Regions from separate parts of the Homo sapiens genome. Here region 2 is linked to region 1. Evidence: read pairs that join two places in POLR2A ChIA-PET (ENCODE). Cell type or tissue: PC-9. All regions are shown on one strand. Each heading gives the region's core, and the rest is flanking DNA. Links, peaks and the distances in the headings are about the cores only.

Region 1 (8,213 bases), core at 2,587-5,086:
AGGCCTGTTTCTGCTCCCTGCAAATGGTTACTTAATTCGCTGTTATTTGGCTGTTGGCTCCATCCTGAGACCGTTTCCCTTTTCCATGACAAATGGTTCATTTTTGCAGCTGAGTAATTCCTCAGTTGGCGTCTCATGGTAAGTTGGGGATCCAGAGGTCTCTCTTCATTTTGAATTGCCTTGGTTCCTTTAGTCTGTGTACAACTTCTTTAAAGAAGTGGGTTTTCTATATATTAAATTATAGCCTATTCCATTAGACAAGTCACACACACATCTACACATCTCTTGGAGCAAGATCTCTATGCTTTGTGAGGTCTTATAACAGGTCTTACAGCCGCACCCTCAATTTAATTTTGTAGACTAAGGTCACATTTTGCCAGCAGCTTCCTGACACCATTTCTTACATTGAGAACCCCTGGGGAGAGAGTTTTATTTTCCGTCCCAGCAATCCATAGTCCAGAACTATTAACTCTAAATTCTCCTTGGAAATGGAATTGCTCTTCCTTTGGTTCATCTCTCCTTCCCATATTTTATCATAGGCAGCTAAAATAAACAAATTAGCCCCTTCGGCATTCAACTTGGAGATTTCCTTTAGCCACATCAAGTTTTCTATCTTCCGTGTAACTGTAGCCATCAGCTTCACTAATTGTTCCACTATCTTGAAACACAGATGACCATCTTTGCGGCCTCTAATAACAATTTCCATGCTGGCTTGCCATGCTTCCATCCTTCCCCATGGCTCAGTCTCAAAATCACCTGTGTTAGGCCGGGCGCGGTGGCTCACGCCTGTAATCCCAGCACTTTGGGAGGCCGAGGCGGGCAGATCACGATGTCAGGAGATCGAGACCATCTTGGCTAACACGGTGAAACCCCGTCTCTACTAAAAATACTAAAAATTAGCCGGGCGCGGTGGCGGGCGCCTGTAATCCCACCTACTCGGGAGGCTGAGGCAGCAGAATGGCATGAACCCGGGAGGCGGAGCTTGTAGTGAGACGAGATAGCGTCACTGCAGTCCGGCCTGGGCGAAAGAGCGAGACTCCGTCTCTAAAAAAAAAAAAAAATCACCTGTGTTAGGCTTCTGTTACAGCAGCACCCCACTTCCAAAGATTAATTTCTGTTTTAGTTTCTGTTTTTAGAAAAAAATCACCCCAAAATGTAATGGCTAAAAATAACTTTTTTCTTCCCTGAGACAGAGTCTCACTCAGTTGCCCAGGCTGGAGTGCAGTGGCGTGATCTGGTCTCACTGCAACCTTGGGCTCCCAGGTTCAAGTGTTTCTCATGCCTCAGCCTCCTGAGTAGCTGGGATTACAGGTGTGTGCCATTTCGCCTGGCTAATTTTTGTGTTTTTTTGTAGAGACAGGGTTTTGCCATGTTGGATAGGCTGGTCTCGAACTCCTGAGCTCAAAGCAATCTGCCTGCCTCGGCCTCCCAAAAGTGTTGGGATTAGAGGCATGAGCCACCGTGCCCCGCCCATGTTTTTAATGTATCATGAATGAACAAATAAATAAATGAATGAATGAAGTAACTAAATATTACTGTAAAGGAATTTATAAGTAAACACATTTACATTTACAGAAGCTATGTTTAAGTTTTAAGCAACTCTTGACTATTAATAACCAGGAATAATTAAAATTTGGAGGGGGAACTGGTCTTAACATTGGATATAGCTTGCTGAAATATTTAAAAATATGATATATTTAGGATTTGCTTCCAAATAATTTGGAGAAGTGGGAAAAATGGGTTGAGGTATAGATGAAATGAGATTGACTTACTATGAGTTGACAATTATTTAAATTGGGCTAAAGCTACATGAAGGCTCATACTCTTCTGTTCATTTTCATACATTTGAAATTTTTATAATAAAAAGTTTAAAAATTACATGTAGAATATTAAGGGACTGAAGCGCATTAGAAGGGTTGTGAATATTTTTTGCAATTATTAATTTATTAACATTCCCACTTTTCCTACTTTTCAAACGAGATTTCTATCTTCATACGATGGAAGGGAGGTATTTTAAAAGATCATCTGGAAACTTCTTTTTTATTATCTTCATTGACTAGTCAACCTGAGCATTATTTCAATGTTTCATTTAACGTGCAGTTGACCCCATTTTAAGATATTCCTGGAACTCTGGATGCATATCAAATTTTTGTAGCGCAAATCATTTCCCAATTGATTTTCATTCCATTTTGAAGACATGCTCTCATACCTCCTGTTGACTTCCCAGTCTGCTAATTATAGCTCAAGGCAGGAGATGGGAAGTGCAGAAGCTCATATAAGCCCTGGCATTTTGCCTTAATCTGAGGCTCAAGGCAGGTATCTGATGCAATGAGTTTTATGTTCTCTGCCTAGATCAAGAAGAAGCCAGGAAGGGCAGGAGTTTGCTCCAGCAGATGCCTTCCTCAAGCTGACAGCTGCTTCGCTGGCTCTGATAATCAGTCTGAGGAGTTGCTCAACTGCTGGTAGAATTCAATGAATAAGGGGCTTTTAATTATTACACATCTTCCATACACATCTTAATGCTGGGGAACATAAAAGAAATATAACTTGGTGCCTGGTATCAAAGAACCTAAAGACTTAAAGGGCCCAGGAACAAGTACAGCATTACAGCATAATCTAATATTCTCTACCCAAGGCAACACTGGATCTAGAAGAAAACCAATATAAGGCTGAGTGTATATCCTGGGCATTTGTTTAAAGAATCAGGACTATGGGCCCAAATCATTTAGTGATAAAGTCCTGCTCCTGAGTGAGCAATGGAATAGATGATGGAGTTGTTTGTGCAGAAGACCAGGCAGCTAGTTTTTGGCAGGCCAGAATGCTGCTCTTACCCTCCTAAATACCCCTAGAGTTATAACTAGGGAAATCCATTCAAGAAGAAATATTTTGTGGCATTTCTGCTCCTGGAGTAGAGACAAGGAGCCAACTGTGAATTTGTTTCAATGGAATTCTCTTTGTTAGGGGATTTGTCCTCATCCACAGTTCATACACACACCGCATAAAATGCTGTCTGATTACAAAAGGTGGTTGGAGAAAGGTCAAGAAATAAGAATGCAGGAGATCTGGTTTCTAGTTCCAAACGTAAAGAGCTTGGAAATTGCAACTTCATCCTATAACAAGTAAATAGCTAAACACATTGAAAAATTAGCTACTATTCTTGGATCCATAGGAGAGATGAAGACACAGGACACACTGCTGCTCCTAAGATTGGAGAGATAAACAGGTGGGTACAGGGAGTCATGGCTTACCAGGCGGAGACTCATGAGTGGAAACCACCACTGGAGCCAGTGCCAAGTTAGGAACACCTGAACTGTAATTGATGAATTGCTGGAGAGTCAGTGTGAACAAAACCTGAGAGTTAAAAATAACTCCAGGGGAACCCAGTCATAGGGGGACCCTCATGCTTTTATGAGTTTTATCTCTAGGAGCTCACCAGGTTATTACAGTAAATACTAGAGAAAAATCTCTTTGTGCTTCCGGGAAGGGATGGGAGGGAAGGAAGCATTTTGAAATATTCCAGAGCGCTCTGTTCTTCTTAACATATTCTGCTCTCAGGAGAAACCATTTAACTAGAGCCTAACCTGCTGGGGCTGCTGGGGTTTTATCAGAACATAACTGAGAAAAGGGACATATCTAACTCCAGTCTACTCCAGACATCGTGTTTCACCTAAGGGCAGGGGTAGAGGGGGAACTGAGAAGTACCTGTGAGGTTCACAGTCCAGAGGCATAGGCTCACCAAAAGACTGAGACCTAATCACAGGACTACACAATGCTTTCCTTTCCCCTGCACCACATCACCACATTATTATTTTATTTATTTATTTTTTTGAGATGAGGTCTCAGTCGCCCAGGCTCGAGTGCAGTGGTGCGATCTCGGATCACTGCAAGCTCCGCCTCCTAGATTCATGCCATTCTCCTGACTAAGCCTCCCTGGTAGCTGGGGCTGCAGGCACCTGCCACCACACCCAGCTAATTTTTTTTTTTTTGTATTTTTAGTGGAGACAGGGTTTCACCATGTTAACCAGGATGGTCTCGATCTCCTGACCTTGTGATCCTCCCACCTCAGCCTCTCAAAGTGCTGGGATTACAGGCATGAGCCACCGTGCCTGGAGCACATCACCACATTAGTAAGGCCTATTTACAGCTGTTCATTTTGCCATTTACATCATATACAGTTATGAAGAAAATAATTACACCAGCCTGGGTAACATGATGAAACCTTCTCTCTACAAAAATTACATAAAATTAGCCAAGCATGGTGGTATGCATCAGTACCTAGCTACTCAGGAGGGTCGCTTGAGCCTGGGTTGTTGAGACTGCAGTGAACCCTCTGGCCTGGGTGACAGAGCAAGACACTGTCTTAAAAAAAGGAAAAGAAGGCTGGGCGCAGTGGCTCATGCCTATAATCCCAGCACTTTGGGAGGCCAAGGCAGGAAGATCACCTGAGGTCAGGAGTTCAAGACCAGCCTAACTAACGTGGTGAAACCCTGTCTCTACCAAAAATACAAAAATTAGCCAGGCATAGTGGCGGGCACCTGTAATTCCAGCTACTCTGGAGGCTGAGGCAGAATAATTGCTTGAACCCAGTAGGCAGAGGTTGCATTGAGCTGAAATCGTGCCATTGCACTCCAGTCTGGGCGACAGAGCAAGACTCTGTCTTAAAAAAAAAAATTATGAGGCATTCTAAAAAGCAAGCAGTACAATTTGAAGAGACAGAGTAAGCATCAGAACCAGACATAACACATAACAGGGATGTTGGAATTAACTTAAAACAACTATGATTAACAGGATAAGGCCTCTAATGGATAAAGTAGGACAACATGCAAGAACAGATGAACAATGTAAGTAGAGAGATGAAAATCCTGAAAAAAAAAAAAAAGAAATGCTAAAGATAAAAAACATTGCAACAGAAATAAAGAATGTCTTTGATGTGCTTATTAGTAGACTGAACATGACAGAAAAGAATCTCTGGGCTTGAGGATATCTCAACAGAAATCTCCAAACCTGAAAATTAAATGGAACAATGAATAATAATAAAAAAGAACAGAATATCTAAGGACTAAAGGACAGCTACAAAGGTATAGCATATATACAAAGGGAAAACTAAAAGGAGAAGAAAGAGAAAAAGAATGGAAGAAATCTGTGAAACAATAATGACTGAGAATTTCCCCAAATTAATGTTAGACACTAACCCACAAATCAAGGAAGCTCAGAGGACACCAAGCAGAATAAATGCCAAAAAAAAAAAAAAAAAAAAAAAAATCCAAGTCCCCAAACAAACACAAATGACAAGTAGGCATATTATTTTCAAACTACAAAAAATCAAAGAAACAAATCCTGGAAAAGCCAGATGGAAAATAAGGTACATATAAAGGAAGAAAAACAAGAATTACATTTGACTTCTCAGAACCGTGCAAGCAAAAAGGGAGCGGAATGAAATATTTAAGGTGTTTAAAGGGAAAAAACCTGCCCATCTAGAATTGTGTACACTGCAAAACTATTCAAAAGTGAAGGAGAGGCTGGGTGCGGTGGCTCACGCCTGTAATCCCAGCACTTTGGGAGGCCTAGGCAGGCGGATCACAAGATCAGGACTTTGAGACCAGCCTGGCTAACACAGTGAAACCCCATCTCTACTAAAAATACAAAAATTAGCCGGGTGTGGTGATGCGTGCCTGTAATCCCAGCTACTCTGGAGGCTGAGGCAGGAGAATTGCTTAAAACCTGGGGGAGGAGGTTGCAGTGAGCTGAGATCGTGCCACTGCACTCCAGCCTGGGCGACACAGCAAGACTCCTTCTCAAAAAAAAATAAAAATAAAAATAAAATAAAAGTGAAGGAAATGTAAATACTTTCTCAGACAAACAAAAATGGAAAGAATTTGTTGCCAGTAGACCTACCTTGAAAGAAATGTTAAAAGAGGTTCTTTAAAGAGGAGAAAAATAATATAGGTCAGACACTTGGATCTACGTAAAGAGCCCTGAAGAGGAATTTGTGAAGATAAAATAAAAACTTTTATTTTTCTTATTCTTAATTGATCTAACAGATAAACAGGGTCTACATAAAGAAAGGAAGTGCATTGAAGAGGAATTTGTGAAGATAAAATAAAAACCTTTATTTTTCTTCTTCTTTATTGACCTAAAATATAAGTTCAAAGTAACAACAATGTATTCAATTATATATACTTATGCATATATTTATATGTATGTGTATCTATATATCTTGAGGAAAAAACAAATATAGGCTAGGCATGGTGGCTCACACCTGTAATCCCAGCACTCTGGGAGGCTGAGGCTGGTAGATCATTTAAGCCCAGGGGTGTGAGACAAGCCTGGGCAACACAGTGAGATTTCGTCTCTAGTGGTGCATGCCTATGGTCCCAGCTACTTGGGAGGCTGAGGTGGAATGTTCAGTTGAGCCTGGGAGGTTGGGACTGCAGCGAGCCATGGTTATGCCACTGTACTGCAGCCTGGGTGACAGAACGAGACTTTGTTTAAAAAACAAAAAACCCAAATATATATATAAACACGTACATATATATGTATATACATACATATACAGGTATATATGTATGTACATACAAGCACTTATATATAAGTGAAATACTGGTACAAGAAATAGGAGGGAGAAATTAGGAATATTTTGTTATTATCAGATACTTCTAATATCTGTGAAGTCATATAGTGTTATTTGAATGCAGCCTTGAATTAGTTGTAAATGTGTATCGCAAACTTGAGGGCAACCACTGAAGGAGCTTAAAAAGAAGTATAGCTAATATGCTAAGAAAGAAGAGAAAAAGGAATCATATAAAATGCTCAATTAAAGCCATAAGAGACAGAAAAAGAGTGAAGGCAAAAATAGGAAGAAAGAACAGGGGCAAAAAATAGAGAATGAAATAAATATGGCAAGTATTAATCCAACTATATCATTGATCACTTTGAATGTCTGTGGTCTAAATGCACCAATTAAAAGACAGAGATTGTTAGAGTGGATCAAAAAATGAGACCCAACTATATGTTTTCTGCAAGAAAACCATATTAAATATAAAGACACATATAGATTAATAGTAAATGGATGAAGTAAAATATGCCATGCCAACATAAATCAAAAGAAATCAGGAGTTACTGTATTAATTTTAAAGCAGATTTCAAAGCAAGGAAAATGATCAGGAATAAAGAAAGACATTGCTTAATGATAAAGGAGTCAGTTGTCCAAGGAGCCATAATAATCTTTAATATGTATGTGCCTAACAACAATTAAACTATGTGAGGCAAAAACTAATAGAACTGCAAGGAGAAATAGATGAATACATTATTGTAGTTGGAGACTTCAGCACTCCTCTATCAGAAGTGAACAGATCCCGCAGGCACCAAATCAGTAAGGACAGAGTAGAACACCATCAATCAACTGGATATAATGAAAATCTGTAGAGCACTTCATCCAACAACAGCAGAATACAGATTCTTCTCAAGCTTACGTAGAACGTTTACCAAGCTAGACCACATTCTGAGTCATAAAACACACCTTAACAAATTTAGAAGAATAGAAATAATACAATGTTTGCTCTTAGACCACAATAGAATTAAACTAGAAATTAAAAAAAAAAGAAAGAAAGAGGCTAGATGAAGTGGTTCACATCTATAAACCCAGCACTTTGGGAGGCTGAGGCAGGCAGCTTGCTTGAAGCCAGGAGTTTAAGACCAGCCTGGGAAATGCAGTGAGACCGCTACAAAAAAATTTAAAAATTAGCCAGGCTCCTATAGTCCCAGCTACTTGGGAGGCTGAGGCAGGAGGATCACTTGATCATCCAGAAGTTTGAGGCTGCAGTGAGCTGTGATCACATCACCGCACTCCAGCCAGGGTGACAGAGCAAGACCCTGTCTAAAAAAAATAGCTGGAAAACCCCAATATATGTATGTGGAGATTAAACAGCATATTTCCAAATAACACATGAGTCAAAAAAGAAACGTGAAGAAATTAAAAAATACTTTGAACTAAATGAAAATAAAAAACACAGCTTATCAAAATTTGTGGGATGCAGCAAAAGCAGTGCTCAGAGGAAATTTATAGTACTGAATGCCTATCTTAGAAAAGAAGAAAGATCTAAATTCAATGATCAAAATTTCCATTTAGAAAACTAGAAGAAAAAGGCAAATTAAATCCAAGTTGAGCATAAAAAATAATAATTGAGAGAAGAAATCAATGAGTTTTTTTTTTT
Region 2 (3,376 bases), core at 689-3,188, 200 kb before region 1:
TCTTAAGTAGTTAAAATGATTGTCAAAGATTCTGTGATCATTGGGAAAAAAATCTACATTACATCAATAAAAAAATTTATTGTCTTTGACCAAAGGCTATTTCAACATGCAAAGATTCAATCATGGGTAGGCAGACTGGTATATTTAGAGTACCTTACGGAGTTTAAGGTTTTGTGAAAAGGTATAACATGTCTGATTTGATATTTTAGTTTGTCACTATGTCTAGGATAATGTCCAACACATATAGGTACTCAAAAATATTTGTTGAATGAATAAATATCAGAGCGCTTCATAGATTATTTCATTGTATTATTTTGCCATGTTATTATAAGAGTAATAGAGTTACACATACATACATCTTTGTGAATCAGATAGTACATTTTCTAGAATTGGTCTTAAGCCAGGAGTAGAGTACTCCATGCATGAATGTGAAGGGCAGAATGAAAGATGGTGTAAGAACTTTATAATGAAAAGCTTAATGGTTTAGGAATTACATATCTATTAGTAATGGTATCTGTTTTTCGTAATATACAGTCATGGGCCTGTCCTGAAAAAGGTAATAGTAAAGATTTGTCTGAGCTTAGGAGAGGTACAATAAATCAGATTGGACGGTTAATGAGTATTAAAAAAAACAGAAAGAATGAATAAGACCTAGTATTTAATAGCTTAACAGGTGACTACAGTCAATAATAATTTAATTGTACATTTAAAAACAACCAGAAGACTATAATTGGATTGTTTGTAACAAAAAGGATAAAGGCTTGTGAGGATGGATACCCCATTTTACATGATGTGATTATTATGCCTTGCATGCCTGTATCAAAACCTCTCATGTACCCCACAAACATATATACCTACTAGGGACCCACAGAAATTAAAATTAAAAAAAATCAGATTGAACACCCTTACCCCAGTCATTTATATTATTCTAATTATTTGCATTTAATATAACCAGTCTATCAGATCAAGAATTTTGTTCAAATATTTAATAATAAAATTACTGTTTATTTAATGCGACATGAGCTCAGGCTAGTCAGAAGACCAGTTCTTACTGTACCGTAGCTAAAGAAAACATAATTTTGATACATGGCTCTAAGGGAATGCTTCAGTTTTTTTCCCCCTAAATATATGATTTTGGCTACCTGAAAATGACATCAGCCACAGTGAAAGAACTGTGATTTTGCTCATGTAAGGCTTGCCATAATACTGAGGTATGCAACAGCGCAATTCTACAGAATTTTATAGTGTCTTCAGCTTTGCAGTCTGTACGTCACTCTATGAAGACTGAAGCTTCTGTGCCATGAAGTACTTGAATTGCTGATTTGTTTTGGAAGGATTTGAGAACAGAAAATATCTGTAAAAGTGCTTGGCATATATCAGGCACAAAATATCATAGCCAAAAATTAGGAGGCTAATGAACACATTAAAAAATTACGAGTATGTTTCAAACAGAAGACTAAAGGAAGACTTTATAAGACTATATGGAAGGAAAAATGGAAGGGGATTTGAGAATAAATATGAATAATGGGAGATTTTATAAATGTATATACAGTCTAATAATAAAAAAAATCACTGAGGAGACAGAAGTTAGAATATGTTGAAAGTCATTCCGTCCTTGATCTGTGCGTGCTGGAAGTTATGTGGACATTGACCAGACTGTCAAATGCGCGTTTAACGTAATACCCTTATTATTGAGTCCTTTATATTTTACAAATAATTTATATTTTAAAAATAGAGTACTATAGAAATTAACATTTTATTACATTTTAATAACAAACTACAAGAATTCTCCAAGACTTCTAATTCAGCCTAAAAATAAAAATCTACCATTTGTGGCTACATAAAATTAAAAACCTATTAAAATTAAGACGCAATTAAAAGGGTAGTATCTAGAGTCAAGTAATTTTGAATATTATCAAGTCATTTAAAAAACGAAACAGCAGAGTTAGGATTTTTAAAGTCCTGGGCAATAAAAATCCTAGTATTCTTATAGTTTATGGATCACTATACTGTTATGAATCCATCTGAGACATGACTTCAAAATGAAAATTCGTAGTTAAAGTGTTTCCAGATTAAAATTGTGAAAGCCATCAGCACATACTGAGGGGTTGGTCTTTTCCACTGTGTTCTTCTAGATTCATGGTTTACATAATAGGTCCTTCCAAGGATATCCTGCCTCTCTTCCCACCCTGGAGGTAGAGGAGAAGGTTCTTGTTGTTGCTGCAAATGGCAAGCAGCATCTGGTTGGTCCAAAACAACCCAGCCAGGCTGAAAAACAGGATGGCAGCAATTAAGTTTACGCATGATTTTTTTAACTTTCTAAATTATATGCTAAAGGAAATTTAAAAAGAGATTTATTATATCAAGTTTTAGAAATTATGCATAGACAGAATAAACAATCCTCAACTTTTAAGACCATAATGTAAATACTTTATGATAATGAAGACTCTTTTTGCAAAAATGATAACCATTTAAATTTTGTTTAAAATTGTCTAAAAATTTTTCAAAAAAAACTTTAAAGGCACAAGCCTGTAAAGTTTCCACCAGGTTCTTCCTGGGTGACAGAACCAGATCCCATCTCAAAACAACAATAAAACAGAACTTTAAAACAAATCTATTTAAAATTTTCATAACAAAAAAGTAATAAAAGTATGTGAGGTGATTTAATGAGATTAATTAGCCTGATTTAATCATTTTGCATTGTAAGTATATATCAAAACATCACATTGTCCTCCATAAATATATACAATTATTGTCAATCAAAAATAAAATTTTAAAAAATCTAATAGAAAAAAAGGACAAAAAATCGTTTAAATAAACAACCACGGAAAGTTGGAAAGTACTGAGAAATTGAGAAGTATAGTTTAAACTACTAGTGTAATCTTAGGCTGTTCTCTAAATTATCAACTGAATGAAGGGCAAGGATTATTTCTTATTGGTCATTGTCTTTCCTACAGAGAAAGCACCTTGCTTACGGTAGAAATCAATAACTATCTGACACATGGAAAAAATCATTTGATAAAGGTCAAATATACAAAGGGGCAAGATGGGGAAGGCAAATGATTTAGAAATAACTGCTACAGTGAACTCTCTAGTGATGGAAAAGTCATTCTCATTCCCTTGTCTGATTTCTCTCTTTCTCCTCTGGACCAAGGCAAGGCATTTTATCAAGTCATAAAACAGCCAAAGAAAGATTTTTAAAAAATGCACTGAGAAGTTTGGTTTCTCAGAGATTAACAAGGGGCAAAATTAACATAAAGCCTTAGGGCAGTTAAAGTAAGGAATTGATAGAAAAGAGTAGCAAGAGTTAATGCTTTTATATGAGAAACCTCACAAAAGAAAAGGCAGTAGGTCAAAGATTCTATTAAATACTGAT

The links. ChIA-PET counts read pairs that join two places held together with the same protein. Peaks named below come from ENCODE experiments on the same cell type or tissue, not always from the same donor. Only the 100,000 strongest peaks of a DNase experiment are listed, where the experiment ranks them.
Region 2: POLR2A ChIA-PET joins it to region 1 with 11 read pairs; 2 of 35 experiments call an interaction of 5 or more read pairs at or near these places.

What each region holds. Positions count from the first base shown.
Region 1 is chr15:56,056,882-56,065,094 of GRCh38, forward strand. No RefSeq gene overlaps it. Among named protein-coding and RNA genes, the nearest start is that of NEDD4, 67 kb to the left of the region's middle. In PC-9, for the core only: no CTCF peak of the experiment used is centred there; DNase peaks (open chromatin) are centred at 3,040 and 3,870; H3K27ac peaks cover 1,290 bases.
Region 2 is chr15:55,860,812-55,864,187 of GRCh38, forward strand. NEDD4 (NEDD4 E3 ubiquitin protein ligase) reads right to left here. Exons shown (of 29, transcript NM_006154.4): 9 at 2,102-2,268. Among named protein-coding and RNA genes, the nearest start is that of PRTG, 120 kb to the left of the region's middle. In PC-9, for the core only: no CTCF peak of the experiment used is centred there; no DNase peak of the experiment used is centred there.